Linked DNA regions of Homo sapiens: all the other regions are linked to region 2. A link is a contact called in ENCODE Hi-C or POLR2A ChIA-PET data. All regions are on one chromosome and are shown on one strand. The core of a region is the stretch at or near the end of the contact, and the rest is flanking DNA. Distances in the headings are between cores, read along the strand shown. Region 1 has its middle 19 kb from the start of LINC02917. Region 2 overlaps MBNL1 (muscleblind like splicing regulator 1). Region 3 holds the start of LINC02917 (long intergenic non-protein coding RNA 2917). Region 4 overlaps MBNL1 (muscleblind like splicing regulator 1).

Region 1 (3,226 bases), core at 96-2,595, 220 kb before region 2:
CACAGTACTCATGCATATTTGGTGTTCAGCCAAAGAATTATAAGGATCTCTAGCCAGATTTTGGAAGTCTTTCTCCACTTAGTTCCTTTATCTCAGGTACTTTGCCCCACAAATTCTAACTGCTGCAGCCTCCCAAATTGGGATATTTGTCCCCCCAGTTCAATGAGATTCCCAGGCTTATTCTGGTTTCCTCATTCCTTTGCTGCAGCTTGAAAAGTACCTTCAAACAAAATGCTCCTCATTTGTTTCTTTTTTCAGAGACCATTATCTGCACTGCCTATGGTCCAGGGTCCGTCTTTCGTTTTTTCCTTCCAACTTTTATTTTAGGTTCAAGGGGTACATGTGCAGGTTTGTTACATGGGAGAATTATGTGTTGCTGGGGTTTGGTGTACAAATGATTTAATCACCCAGATACTAAGCATAGTCTCCAACAAGTAGTTTTTTAGTCCTGACCCTTCTCCCACCTTCTACCCTCAAGTAAGCTCCGGTGTCTGTTGGTCCCCTCTTATAAGTTTCCAACTTACAAGTGAGAACGTGCGGTATTTTGTTCCCTTTCCCTGCATTAATTGACTTAGGTTGATGGCATCCAGCTGCATCCATGTTGCTGCAAAGGACATAATTTGATTCTGTTTTATGGCTGCATAGTATTCCATGGTGTATTGTACTGCATTTTCTTTTCTTTTCTTTTTCTTTTTTTTTTTTTTTTTTTTTTTTTTGAGATGGAGTCTCGCTCTGTTGCCCAGGCTGGAGTGCAGTGGCACGATCTGGGCTCACTGCAAGCTCCGCCTCCTGGGTTCACGCCATTCTCCTGCCTCAGCCTCCTGAGTAGCTGGGACCACAGGCGCCCGCCACCACGCCTGGCTAATTTTTTTTGGTATTTTTAGTAGAGACGGGGTTTCGCAGTGCTAGCCAGGATGGTCTCGATCTCCTGCCCTCGTGATCCGCCCGCCTCCGCCTCCCAAAGTGCTGGGATTACAGGCATGAGCCACCGCGCCCGGCCTGTACTGCATTTTCTTTATCCAGTATACCATTGATGGCCATCTAGACTGATTCCATGTTTTTGCTATTGTAAAATGTGCTGCAGTGAACATACATGTGCATATGTCTTTATGGTAAAACGATTTATATTCCTTTAGGTATATAACCAGTAATGGGATTGCTGGGTTGGAAAGGTAGTTCTGTTTTAAGTTCTTTGAGGACTCTCCAAACTGCTTTCCACTGTGGCTGAACTAATCCAGTTTCTAAAAATAAATATTTTCTATATTTACTCAGTTTTCTAGTTGTTTATGGGTGAAAGTTAATTCTACACTCTGTCACTCCCCCAGGGCCAGAAGCAGAAGTCTCCTGGTTTTCAAGCATGACTTCCTATTGTGCTTATGGTTTCACTTCAGTTGCTTTTAACACACAAGATCCTGTCTTACCACTGTACTTATATGTATACAAAATTAAAACATTCCTGAATAAGTGATTGTTTTTGCTTAGGTTATTGCTTTTCCTATTCTCAAGAGAATCTAAAATATTTTTTGATCTAGATTTTTGACTGGAATATCAAACCACTTTTGAGACAAGAGGCTTTTGTATTTGAGATGGAGAATCAGGTGGAGACAGAATTAGAACTGTTCACTCACAGTTCCAATTATTAGTGGTGGTATCTGCAGATTCAGGCTGCCATAAGAATAACTCAAATCTCAGTGAGAATGAAAGTATGATATTATATAGATTTTTATTATAATTAGTTAATTATAAGATAAGAGAGAAAATTTTCTCTTGTTGGTTGCTTTCTCTTCTAGGTGTTATCTATTACTCTGTTTTCGGTGAAACCCAGGATTATGTGACAGAAAGTTTTTGTATGAAAACTCCTTGAAAATCAGTTTTAAATGTAGCTACAAAGTTAGGCAGTTACTACCATTCCAAATTAGGAAGAAGATGTAGCTGCAGATCTAGTTAGGCAGAAATTATCACTTTTTTTACCTTTGAAGATGAGAAATATAGAACTATTACCAAAATTGATCTTAATGTAATAATCATCATGAAGCATTAGTGAACATATAAGTTAATAGCTTTGTTCCATTTGAATCAGAAAATTCACAGATTCTATGTAGTGCCAATGGTGCCAAGATTATATTATATCATTGTTTTAAAATTATTATTCATATCTCTATAATACAATTCAACCGGAAAAAAATGATTATTTTTTTAGAGTCAGGGTCTTGTTCTGTCACCCAAACCGGAGTGCAATAGCACAATCAAAGCTCAATGCAGTCTCAAACTCCTGGCCTCAAGTGATCCTCCCACCTCAGTCTCCCAAGTAGCTGGAATTACAGGCGCACGCCACCAAGCTAGGTTAAATTTTTTTATTTTTATTTTAGTAGAAATGGGGCTTTACTATGTTGCCCAGGCTGGAAAAAAAAAATGATTTTTATGTGCAGAATTAAGATGCTGTGTGCCCTAGAGGAAGAAGAATGCCCAAGTGATTTTTGGTGTTGACCTAAACCTTTATTCAAGAACACTCACCGTTTAATAATAATGTTTTACTGTATACATTTGTAAGTACATAAACCACATTTTAAAAAATGCTCATCTATTCCTAAAAATCATCCTAAGTAAAGTTACTAATTGAGTCAGGTAAACAGCAAAGACCTTTTTGTGACATATTTCAGAGTGAAATACCCATGACTTTTAACTTTAAACATTTAGCAGCATAAACAGTGGTAAGTTTGTCTTAGACCATTTGGAAAATTGCCTGGAAAGAGTTTGGGTCTTAGAAAGAATTTTGCTTCAACGTGAGATCTGTGAATTGGAGAGCTGTGAAACACTGTGCAGAGAGGCACCAACACTTTCCCGCCCCCTTTATAGTTAGTTGTAGGACTTCCTTGTAACAATACCCCTTTTGAAAACACTTTTACAATAGATGATAATGCATTGATTTAGTCACATTTCTAGTCTTTTGTAGTACAGTTAAAGATTGTATTGTTTTCTTGACCAAGCTAAAATAAAACAGATGCAAGTAAATCAGACAAAGATGTGAATTTGGCATATGAGTGGACACGGTAGAATTAATATTTATTCCTTATTGTTCAGTTAAGCAGTGTTAAACATATTCAGTTAATATGAACAAGGGGGTAATGCTTTCATAGTAAAAACTGCTAAATTTTGTAAATTTTGAAATTTAATAACTTAAACATTTGAAAAAGAGAGTAATGGGCAGAAACATGATACTAAAATC
Region 2 (3,360 bases), core at 785-3,284:
GCTGAGTTTAATACTACTTATAAAACTTACGTTATTTTGACCATTTTGAAATATAGTTTTTCATGTATTAAAAAATTAGAGATCAAATGACAGGATTATTCATATTATCCAGATTTGTATGGTGTGTTGTAAGCTATGCATTATTTTATTCAGTATTCATGACCTTTTAAATAGATGTTAATAGTGTTTTCATTGTGAAGATTCCTTAGCTAGTAAAGTGATAGGAACTGGAACTCACAATTTTTGACTCCAAACCCTATTGTCTGTCCGCTATATTATTGCTATTTAGTTAACAAAAGAAGGTTTATTTAGAATTAATTTACATTTTCTTGGGAAATTTTCCTGATTATGTTTTCTTTTGATTATTTAAAGTTTATAATTATTCCATAGATGTTTTTCTGGAAATAGAACTTAAATGTTTTCAGTGAATATCTTCATTGTCAAATCTTGCCTTAGTATTTGTAAAGTAAAAGGCTCATGTTGAATCACATTATATGTGTAGCTAAATAGATCTTATTGTTTTAATGCAGGTTTGAAAACCATTTATCAAACAATATTTTTTTTCTTTTGTGACAGAGTCTTGCTCTGTTGCCCAGGCTGGAGTGCAGTGGCACGATCTTGGCTCACTGCGACCTCCACTTCCCAGGTTCAAGCAATTCTCGTGCCTCAGCCTCCTGAGTAGCTAGGATTACAGGCGCCTGCCACCATGCCCAGCTAATTTTTGTATTTTTAGTGGAGATGAGGTTTCACCATGTTGGCCAGGCTGGTCTCGAACTCCTGTCCTCAAGTGATCCACCCACCTCAGCCTCCCAAAGTACTGGGATTACCAGCTTGAGCCACCGCGCCCAGTCAGAAAATATTTTTATGTGTTGACCCAGTACATACACATATACCAATAAATCTGTACATTTATCTGCCAAAAATAATGAAAAATGCCTATAGTCATGGATATATTCTTGGAATATTACTTGTAATATGGAAATACTGGAAATTATCTAGATATCCTCCAAAAGAGTTACCTGTATTATGTACACTATTTGATGAAATTTGATGCAGCCATCAAAAGTATTCACTCTGGAAATTATTTAGCAAAATGAGAAATGCTTATGCTGCATTGTTGAGCATAAAAGATCACCAAATAATAGCTATACTATAATTACAATTATTTTTAAAAATGTGTGCATACATACAGAAGACTGGATGAGAAGAGAAAAATGAACCACAGTGTTGTTAGAATTTTCAGATTTAATTTTATATTCTGTTTCAAATTCTCTGTATGATAAATGTTATAATTTCTTATCCTGTTTTTAATTATGAGATTAAATTTGTGAAATGTTGTCAGTTATAATTTACTAATGTAATAGTATGTCTAAGAGATTTATTTTGGGTATCAGCATAGTCTAAAGTGTCCTTGAGTTTATCAGAGAAACCAGATCAAACTCATATTGAGCAACCAAGGGATAGATCCCATTTTATTGATGATGTCTATTAGGGAAAATGTGTTTTAGAAGGTTTGGGAAGTTCATGTTCCCATAGGTACCCCACTATTCAGATGCATATCTAATGCTTGGTAAATTTCCAGTCCCACTGGCCTGTAACTCTCACCAGTACAAGTTTTCACAAGAGATTTTCTCTTCCTTATTTTTTCACAAGCAAGAATAATGTGAGAGTAGCTATTACAGTATGTTTCTGTCCTATTTCTTAGGAGAAACCGTAAGCTGTAAAAAAAAATAAAAATATGAAAGAGTCAAACATGCATATTATGCAAAAGCAGTTGACTAAGTTTTTTTTAACCTCAGAAAAGGTTGGTTTTATGACACATTCTGAGCTAATTCTTAGTTATTAAGTCTGCTTAAATATTTTTAGAATTCTTTCTAAATGTTCCACAGGAGAGTAAAGAACATGAAATTATAATAAACCAATCCTTAACCTGTAGAAACCCCCCCCCCCACACACACACACATGCAAATACATACACACAGAACCTAAATAAATTCAAGTCTTCTTTCTTGTTAATGCGGCAAAGAGTAACCTAAATTGGAAAAGTAGAGTATTAGTTCCCTGCTGCCAATTCATTTTGAGCATATTCAAGAAAGCAGGAATTACTGAGGGAGCAAATAGCAGCTGAGAGAGATCACTTATAGACCTTCTGCAAGTTTCCTGTTTGGTGATGCCTACATTGACATAGACTTGCTTAAACAGAAAAGTAGCCCTTTCGTTTATGCAGTAGTATATATTTAGCATACACACACACACACACACACACAACTTTTTATCATTATTTAATGTAGGCACATCACTCTTCCTGAGTATAGTGATGAGCCTCACATACAATAAATTTTGATTAGGTACTGGGTACTGTTTTAGCAAGCTCCATAGCTGATGCTAATGTTCAGCCAGAGAGGAGGATAATTATTCTCGGTAACAGCTTGATCATTTTTTGCTTTTAAGTTATAAATCTTGGTAATACTTTTTTTCTTATGTTCAATAAGATAAATATGCTAATAAAAAACCAGAATCTTGAATAACTTTTTAAGTCATTTTTGTGATCTTAATAACTGAGTGTAGTGGTGAATGACACTGGCTCATTGTATGTATTTGGAACACAAAACTTTAGCTAGGTTGAGGTTTCCAAGTAGTGCAAGATATCATTTATAATGCTCTTTTTTAAGATGTAGCATGATACAGATTATAGTATCTCCTTCTTTAAGAAACACTTTCCTCAATAATAGGATATGAATATAATGTGGGAAAACACCCAGATTTAAATGCAATCATTGTATTTATACAAATCCAAGAAAACCTTTGCTTCCTAAGTCGTAGTAGGGTTACAGTTTTTCTTTCTTGCTTAACTTCAAAATAAAGTGCTTAGTATCTGCGTTTGCTATTTGTGAAAAGATACTTGAACAATTAAAAACTGTTTCCTTGAAGCTTGAAGTAAGAGCACGAAAATATTAAAAGGACATTCTGTGTTTTAGATGGCCCTCTTGTGGTAAAAGGGTCAAAGTATCCTGAATGAAGACTGCTTTTAAATAGTAAGAGTCAAAATTGCGCAGATGAATGAGAAATAATGTTCTCGCCTTTTCCCTAAGATCTCCGTGGCAAAATTAACAGAATTAGCAAATATAAAACAAACAGACATAACAAAACCAATCTTTTTTTACTGCTTTATATAGCTACCAAGTGAATCTCTAAAGATCAAAAAAATAACTCCTGGAAACATTTTCATAAAAAGCTATCAAATTTGATTTTGTATATTTTTCACTTGGAAATAATTTTATATTTACACGAAAGTTGCAAAAATGGACCCAAGAGTTTCTGTCTACGCTTTACTGATCTAAATATTAATATCTTACATAA
Region 3 (3,662 bases), core at 392-2,891, 240 kb before region 2:
TTAACTTTAATGTTAGCAACCTCACAAATGCCTTCTCTACAAGTCAGGGCCTCACAGAAAGCCATAAAAGGAAAGGAATATAATTTCTCTTGCTGGCACTTACTGAAAAGCTAAAATAGAATAGTAACAGAAATCATATTTGCCAGCCCTAACTGAAGGAATTGTGAAACATCTCAGAAGATTGTAAGTTATTATAAAAATGTTGTAATTACCATGCTATTAACTATGCCTTATAGGAGTTGAAACTTTTGTTTAACCAAAAATTATTTCAAGAACAGACAGCTAATTACTTACATTTAGAAAATATATTGCATACAAAGATATGGAGCATTTTAAAACGTAGCTTTAGGTTGAAATGCAGTAGTCCATTTTTTACTCCCTAATAAGAACTAGGATTTTTGAAATGATATTTTCAAGTATAGTAATAATATCTTTGAAATAATTCACTTATTTTTCCAGTTGCTGGCTTCAAAAGATTTTTAAAAACTGTGTCATTTATTTCATAAATTCTGAATTCTTTAAAGCAAACATGAGTGTGTGAAAGTTAGTTAAAGCACACCTACAGTAAGAAATTACGTGATTCTTACAGTGAGTTATTGCTCTTTTTAAAAGTGATTCATTGACTATGGCTTGGGTAGCTTAACCCTTTGAAGTACACATATCTGCATATACAGATTACACATGTTTTGAAAAAATGAGTAAGTTTTGAATTACAGGTATGTATGTGGAATTGTGAGGTCAATACAGAAAGTTTGGATAAAATGCCACTTTGGCAGAACGCTAAAGATTAGTGTCAGCTGTGGGATCTTTTTGTTGATGTAATAATGCACATTTCAGTTCACCTTAAACAATGACTATCTTGACTACTGTATTATGTCATTATATACTGCATTTATGGCTCTTTCAGGAATAATTGTGAAAGCTTTATTGAATTATTTTTCATTTCTTTTCTAATTACAATTTTCAATTTATGTCATATCCAAGGGAACATAACAAGAAACTAAATCAATTTATTTCTCTGTGTTTCTTTTTTAATAAAAAGAAAACTAAGCTTTTCTGATTTTTTTCTGAAATTGCTTTTTTATGCTTTCTTAAAAACAAATTTATCTTTAAATTTAAATTCAAATATGAAACCCCTTGCCAAGATACATGTTTAGCTTTTTTTTTCCTTCAGAGAATTTTTTTCCTGGTAAGAATAATTTATATGGCTGAGGCTTTAGTCCCAAAACAGTTTTAAATTGAAAAAAAAGTGGCTTTTAAGAAACCGAAATGCCCATTTTTTGTCTTAAATGAGTCTACCAATGCCTCCTTTCTCCTTTCCTCCACTATCCTCCCTCACTCACACTTCAACAAGTATACCCCCACACTATTTTTCACACTGTTTCTTCCCTAGAGTAAGTCCTTTTCAGGCTACCTGGTGGTTTGTCCACAGCCTAGGCAATGCAAATATCACCCAAATGAGTCCCTGAGATACATGTTAATAGAAGCTATACAATGTAATGTTAAGAACCAGTTGGCTTCTCTGTCTCCAAATACTGATCTAATACATGTTTGCAGATTAGATTTACAATGGATGAATTTACATACAGTTCTGTGCTCTGTAGAGAAATGTAGTTGCTTTAGAGTCGGAACGGCAAAATGTGGCTCTTCTGAACCTAGAAGAGAAAATTCTGACCCCTCCTCCTTCCCCATTTTAATGGTTTGACTAACCACAGACAAACACCCTTAGCATATTTGGGGAAGTAAGTTGTTATTTTATCGGTTTGAGGACTTCTCTAAACTTATCTTTTATATGCTCTCCAGCCCTAGGCTGTGATGTTTTCTGGTTGTCTTTAAATATCTGAAGAGGCAAAAGCTCTTGCTCTCAGTTCTTATTAACTTCTCGTCACAACAGGAATAGTCTGTTAATCTAATTTGCCTATAAACTTATTTTTTTCTTTCCTTGGTTTTCTACCCATAACATTCCCCAACTTAATTTGCTGCTTGGAACTTCTATATTGAAGACCACCCATTTCCTTATCTATTACCTGCTCATTCTTCACTGTGTCTATGGATATATCTGATGCTCTCTATTCTTAAAAGGATGAGAAAATAAGAAATAGGAAGAAACTGAGGGGTTGTTTTAAAACTCAACCAATAAATTATTGACATTACACCTAGCTGATACAAATCTATACACTCGTGGGTTCAAGAAATTTCATTTTCTTTTACGATCACGATTTAAAAGTGTAATTCTAACTCTGAGACATCTTCCCATTGGGATGACAGGAAATTCAATCCCAGGCACTCTCGGTACTCCCCATCTTCTCTCCCTCCTCTTCCCCCAGGCCCAGAGTGTTAAGGAATAGAAGTCACAAATATGATGTGGAAACAGTAAAAGGTGGCACCTTTTCAAGATTGTGCCCCTCCTCTACATAGGCCCATCTGATTTCTGATCTTGCTTGGACAGATCTTCTGTATTTTCAACAGAAGGCATAAATGTGAATTTTTATGTGAATTCTCTCAAATTATAAATATTTATTTAAATGATGCCATTTAAAAATATATAGCTTTAAGCCAATTCAGCCCATTGGCCACCATTTTACAACTTCTATCTTGGACATGGTAAGTGCCATAAGGGCACTTGCCATCAGGCTGCTTCGGCCTTTCTGCCCTGCGTGAAGGCAAGGGTCGGCCTGGCTATCTGTCTGATAACTTTTCAGAGCCCAGGGGCTCAGGGGAGATGCTCACTTAGATAGCCTCTACCCTAACATTTGGTGATTATCATTTATTACAGAGTACTTTGTGCTTCAGGAGTTCTCTAGTTCTAAAGGTTATTTGCACAAGCAAAACAATAAAAAATTAATTACACCAAATAGTAGGCATTGCATGGTTCTTATCAGGTGAAACTAGAGGAAGTATTTGGCATGTTTCTTTATTCTTTGCAGAGATTCCATAATTCCAACACTATGAGGAATATATTGGTAAAAGGAGAGAAGCTGGTGTCTGGCCCCCTAATACATGATGTGCTTCAAAAGTCCAGGCATGAGCAAATAGAAGATGTGTGAATCTGGACATGGATAAGGGAAAGAATGGAAAATAAAATTGCAAGAGATGATGTAGAGTAAACTGGATAGGATTTGGTACCAAAGATATAGACAGTGATTGGAGGAGGGCAGAGTAGACACAGATGTCTACAGTTTAAGGACTCTATGGATAAGAGGATGAATTTTCCCTTCAACAAAATATTGACTAATGCCAAATTAGTTTCAGATGATCTATAATCAGTTCTATTTTCAACAAATCAGATCATGACTCTCCGCATCTTAAAAGTTTCCATTGGCTCTCTGATACAAATGGGACACATTTTAGCCTCTTCTACTTGGTCTAAAAAGTCCTTTAACATACAACCTCAAACTGCCTCTCTAGTCCTTACATAGCACCCTGAATGCTCAATATTCTACATCTGCTCAAACACACTATTTTTTTCTTTGTTGTTTCTAAAACATGCCAGGCAAATGTCACAAGTATGTTGTATTCTCTGTTAAATTGGCAGAATAAGTTTATTTAAATCAGTTTGTGCCTAAAACAGCTCTCATTTTAGCTCTTGCCTATCTTTCCCCTACCCAGATCCTTTGAAAACAACTTGAGATAGTGTACAGAATTATGGTCGTCCAATAGGT
Region 4 (3,591 bases), core at 240-2,739, 160 kb before region 2:
TTGATTGCAGTGCCAGTGTGCCATGTATCATGCTATACCCTTTGGAGGAAAAAGAGGTAAGATGTGCCTGTTCTCAAAGTAATTTCCAGTATAGTGATAGAAATATTCACAAATAATGGACGGGCAAAACAAAGTGGGCACAAAGAAGCCAAGAATAAGCTGTTTGTGGGCAGAGTGTGGAATTTGCCTAAAACCATTCGGTAGACAGGTTAACTCTTTAGATACTTTGTATATATTGGAGAAGAGACAAAATCAACTCATAATTTATTAAAATGATGTGATTTGATATGTACACCATTTAGTTTTTCTGTTCAAGTATTTGGTAAATAAGTGTGATGCCAGCATAGTATCATCCTGGACTAGACAGAAGAAATTAATTTATTTCTGATGCTGGCAGTTTTGGAGAAAGGTGGGCACATACGGTTCATCTGAATCTTCCTCATGCTAAATTCTTGATTGGAAGCAGGTTAAAACACTCAGGTTAACGTTTATGTTAACAGAAAAGAAAAATCAGTCAGAGAGAGGTGCGTTGTATTTAACATTAATGACAGAGAATTTTAAATATGCACATGATTCTCTTTTTCCTCCAGCTTTTCTTTCTGCACAGGAAATAAAGCTGTATTTTGTAGGCCAGCTTCCAGACTTTGAAATGGTGAAAGTGCAACTGTGCATATTCTTCTATAAGACCCCATTCAGCTGTGACGTGTTGTTGTTTCCAAGATTTAATCTGCATTCTAGTTTAGAAAATTCAGGATTTTATTGCTTATTATTATTCATTTTTATTCATAAATATTTGTTTAAAGCCCATTACATATAAAGTTTTACTATAAGATTTTAATTGAAATTTTTAAGACAAATTAAGAATATGGTTTCTGATTTTCTGAAGTTTATGGCCTATAGAAAAAGGTCCATTCATAAGTGAAATAATAAAAGCAAAACAACAAAAGACTCGAGCTTTAGCCATTCTAGTAATTATTAAAATAGCTACTTTCTTCGTAGGAACTTATTATTTTACATGTGTGATCCCATAGCTCTTACACAATTCTGTGTGATTTAGGCATTGCTATCTTTCTGGCTCCCAAGTGAGAAGATTGAGGCTTGGAAAGATTAAGGTTAGGGGATTTGCTCAAGGGTCATATGATAAGGTACTACTGTGAGAGCTGAGATCTCAACCCAGGAGTTTTGCTGTTTTTCTGCTTGTTTATTTCCATCAGTATGGTATGAATTAGGCACACAAATACTCATTGCATGTAGATTTGGGACCTACTCCAAGTTAATTCTGGAAAGACTCAGTGAAGAAGATAAGATGTGGAAGAGGTTTTTTTTAAGCATTATGGTCATGAAAGAGCAGACTATGGAATGGACTTTGAAGTTTCACTAGCTTTGAAAGGAGGGGTATATCAAATGGCCTAATCTGCCTGTGTGGTTTGCTCAGTATTAGTTCTACTCATACCTAATACCCTCTGCCCCAGCACTCGCCAAGATCAGCAAAATCTACTTTTAGACTCAAAATCATTACCACCTGTGAAGTTTCTGATGTCGCTTCTGAGTGACATAGCACTCTGTCAATTGCTCTGTTGGATGGCTTTGCTGAATGGCACCTTTTAAGAAGTGCCTTGAGCCCCAAAAGAGTTTCAAATGCTCTTGTAATCTATTCAGCTGCATTATTGAAGATATTAGGGTAATTCAATTCATTTTTTCATCACTAAAACATAGAAATCTGTTGCCAACATTAAAATAGACAAACATATCATTGAAAATTTAATAGCTCTACATTCACTTGGAGATTTCCGATAAACTTTTCTCACTTTCCCCCAAATCCTTAATAATTAGAGCATGTCCATGTGTGTATGTGTGCATGTTTTTGTGTCATATCCCTATGTGTCTATATATATATTCCATAAATGATTGTGAAGTGGTACACAAGTTGTAGCTAAAAATGAAATAGAATAAATGTATGAAGCTAAGGGATCCATTCTCCAACTAATGCGTTAGTTGACAAATTTGCTCTGAAATATTGATACCATTTTGTGATTCCCTGTATTGAATACAAGTATGGGCTTGTGAAAATATAGTATCCACAGACCCTAATTAGAAACAAAATAAAGGTATTCTAATATACCTATGCAAATTTAAAGTTTTAACTTATTCATATAACAGTTTTCAGCTTGTCAGTGACCTGATATCAATGGATTTGAAAATGATTTTACCTTTAAGTACCAAGAATTCTTAGGGACATGTGTGTGTGTGTGTATTCAGATTAAAGATTCCATGCTAATATACTAATTTTTTGGCAAGAAAATTAAGCACCTGTATTTCAGTTTAATAGTACTGTGGTAAATGAAATATATTAAACATGCAGATTCTGTTACATTCACCTAATATTAATTTGAATTTTTAATATTCTAGGCACTGTGCTAGATATTGAATACATAATGGTAAACATAAACAGATAGTAAACAGTTATAAAATTTAGACATCTCTCAATTTTCAAATTGGCCATTGCAGAAATAGTGACATTTTATTAGGTTTTGTTGCCACAAGATTTTCAATAATTAAAAAAAAATTATTTATAGATGCCAGTAAATATTTATTTTACAGCATCTAGATGCCAGTAAATATTTATTTTACAGCATCTACCAATGTTAGATTTACTATGCACGAAGGAAGGATTTTATTTTCATGTAAAGAAAAATGCCATTTTATGCTTAGAATCAATGCTTTACAATTAAACAAGAGAAATAGCATCACAAAATAATACGGGAAGAGAAAACTCATTTTGAGTAGCAGCAAAATATTGTGAGTTTAAAAGGTCAGGCCAGTACAGGAGGCTCCAGTTTTGCCACTCACTATGCAGAATGCTGTGACAGCCAGGGCTGATACAGCTGAAAATATCTGCAGCTTTGGAAGCCTTGTAAGTTTCAGAAGGTCATTTTGGCATCATGATAGGAGCACAGATTCACATGGAAGGTCAAACTGGACAGCCAGGCAGGAAGATAGGTTGCTGAACCCAGTGCTTGTAGATTTTAGAGCAATCACCAACTGCAGTAACTGAGTTTTTTAATTCAATGCAGCCATCTTTCATTGTAATGTTTATTGGGGAATGAGCTTTACTTGGTGGGGAAATTATAAATTACCTTCTCTCTTCTGAAACCTAAGTGTTGCATCTACAACTTTCCCTGGTATCAAGACAAATGTTACTTTAATTTTATTTACGTGTGATATATACCCCATCAAGCTTACAAAAGTAAAGTGCACATCAGATAGGACTGTTGTTGTTGTTGGTGGTGGTGTTTTTAATCAATTAGAAGGCAAAGAAATGAAACAAGTACTTATGATGAAATTGAGCACTAAATTTATCTCTCAGCTTCCTGGCAACTGAAGCAGAAGCTTTAGGAAGTGAAAAAGTCCTGAGTTTATTTAATAAGATTTCTTCAGATCCCATACACTGTCTTATTCTTAGCCCTTTGGGTGTTTAGTTAAATATACTGACTCTGCCCTTGGGTGAAGTCTTGAATGGGTGAATTCCAATTACTAAAAAAGTGAAGGCTGAATTCTTTAGCCTGCCTTTAAGGCCCTTACTGATTTGGC

What was found. A loop is a pair of places that touch in the nucleus more often than their neighbours do. ChIA-PET counts read pairs that join two places held with the same protein, here RNA polymerase II (POLR2A). Pooled maps may share reads with other maps.
Region 1: a map of heart left ventricle shows a loop between it and region 2 (5-fold over the local background). The contact joins two enhancer-like sites. A Hi-C loop is called at or near these places in 19 of 168 maps with a recorded cell type or tissue (Caco-2, HepG2, Right ventricle myocardium inferior and 8 more) and 22 of 50 pooled maps. POLR2A ChIA-PET finds 5 or more read pairs at or near these places in 2 of 52 experiments (MCF 10A and naive thymus-derived CD4-positive, alpha-beta T cell).
Region 3: a loop to region 2 is called in a map with no recorded cell type, with 3 times the contacts of the local background. The contact joins the promoter of LINC02917 here to the enhancer-like site in region 2. A Hi-C loop is called at or near these places in 2 of 168 maps with a recorded cell type or tissue (lower lobe of right lung and sigmoid colon), 20 of 37 single-sample maps with no recorded cell type and 13 of 50 pooled maps. POLR2A ChIA-PET finds 5 or more read pairs at or near these places in 3 of 52 experiments (CD4-positive, alpha-beta memory T cell, OCI-LY7 and activated T-cell).
Region 4: a loop to region 2 is called in a map of esophagus muscularis mucosa, with 3 times the contacts of the local background. The contact joins two enhancer-like sites. A Hi-C loop is called at or near these places in 21 of 168 maps with a recorded cell type or tissue (A673, B cell, CD8-positive, alpha-beta T cell and 17 more), 15 of 37 single-sample maps with no recorded cell type and 18 of 50 pooled maps. POLR2A ChIA-PET finds 5 or more read pairs at or near these places in 13 of 52 experiments (AG04450, B cell, CD4-positive, alpha-beta T cell and 9 more).

What each region holds. Positions count from the first base shown.
Region 1 is chr3:152,222,571-152,225,796 of GRCh38, forward strand. No RefSeq gene overlaps it. Among named protein-coding and RNA genes, the nearest start is that of LINC02917, 19 kb to the left of the region's middle. Within about 2 kb of position 1,346, at least 2 of the 41 ENCODE cell types and tissues checked have a DNase peak (open chromatin) inside an H3K27ac peak, as active enhancers do.
Region 2 is chr3:152,441,242-152,444,601 of GRCh38, forward strand. The region is part of intron 4 of MBNL1 (muscleblind like splicing regulator 1); the gene reads left to right. Among named protein-coding and RNA genes, the nearest start is that of MBNL1-AS1, 170 kb to the left of the region's middle. Within about 2 kb of position 2,035, at least 5 of the 41 ENCODE cell types and tissues checked have a DNase peak (open chromatin) inside an H3K27ac peak, as active enhancers do; they include GM12878 and OCI-LY7, where a contact is called at or near this core.
Region 3 is chr3:152,203,786-152,207,447 of GRCh38, forward strand. LINC02917 (long intergenic non-protein coding RNA 2917) reads right to left here and starts at 1,642. Exons shown (of 3, transcript NR_186000.1): 1 at 1,588-1,642. LOC101928166 (a long non-coding RNA gene) reads right to left here and starts at 1,644. Exons shown (of 3, transcript NR_136178.1): 1 at 1,588-1,644.
Region 4 is chr3:152,280,107-152,283,697 of GRCh38, forward strand. The region is part of intron 1 of MBNL1 (muscleblind like splicing regulator 1); the gene reads left to right. Among named protein-coding and RNA genes, the nearest start is that of MBNL1-AS1, 12 kb to the left of the region's middle. Within about 2 kb of position 1,490, at least 3 of the 41 ENCODE cell types and tissues checked have a DNase peak (open chromatin) inside an H3K27ac peak, as active enhancers do; they include GM12878, where a contact is called at or near this core.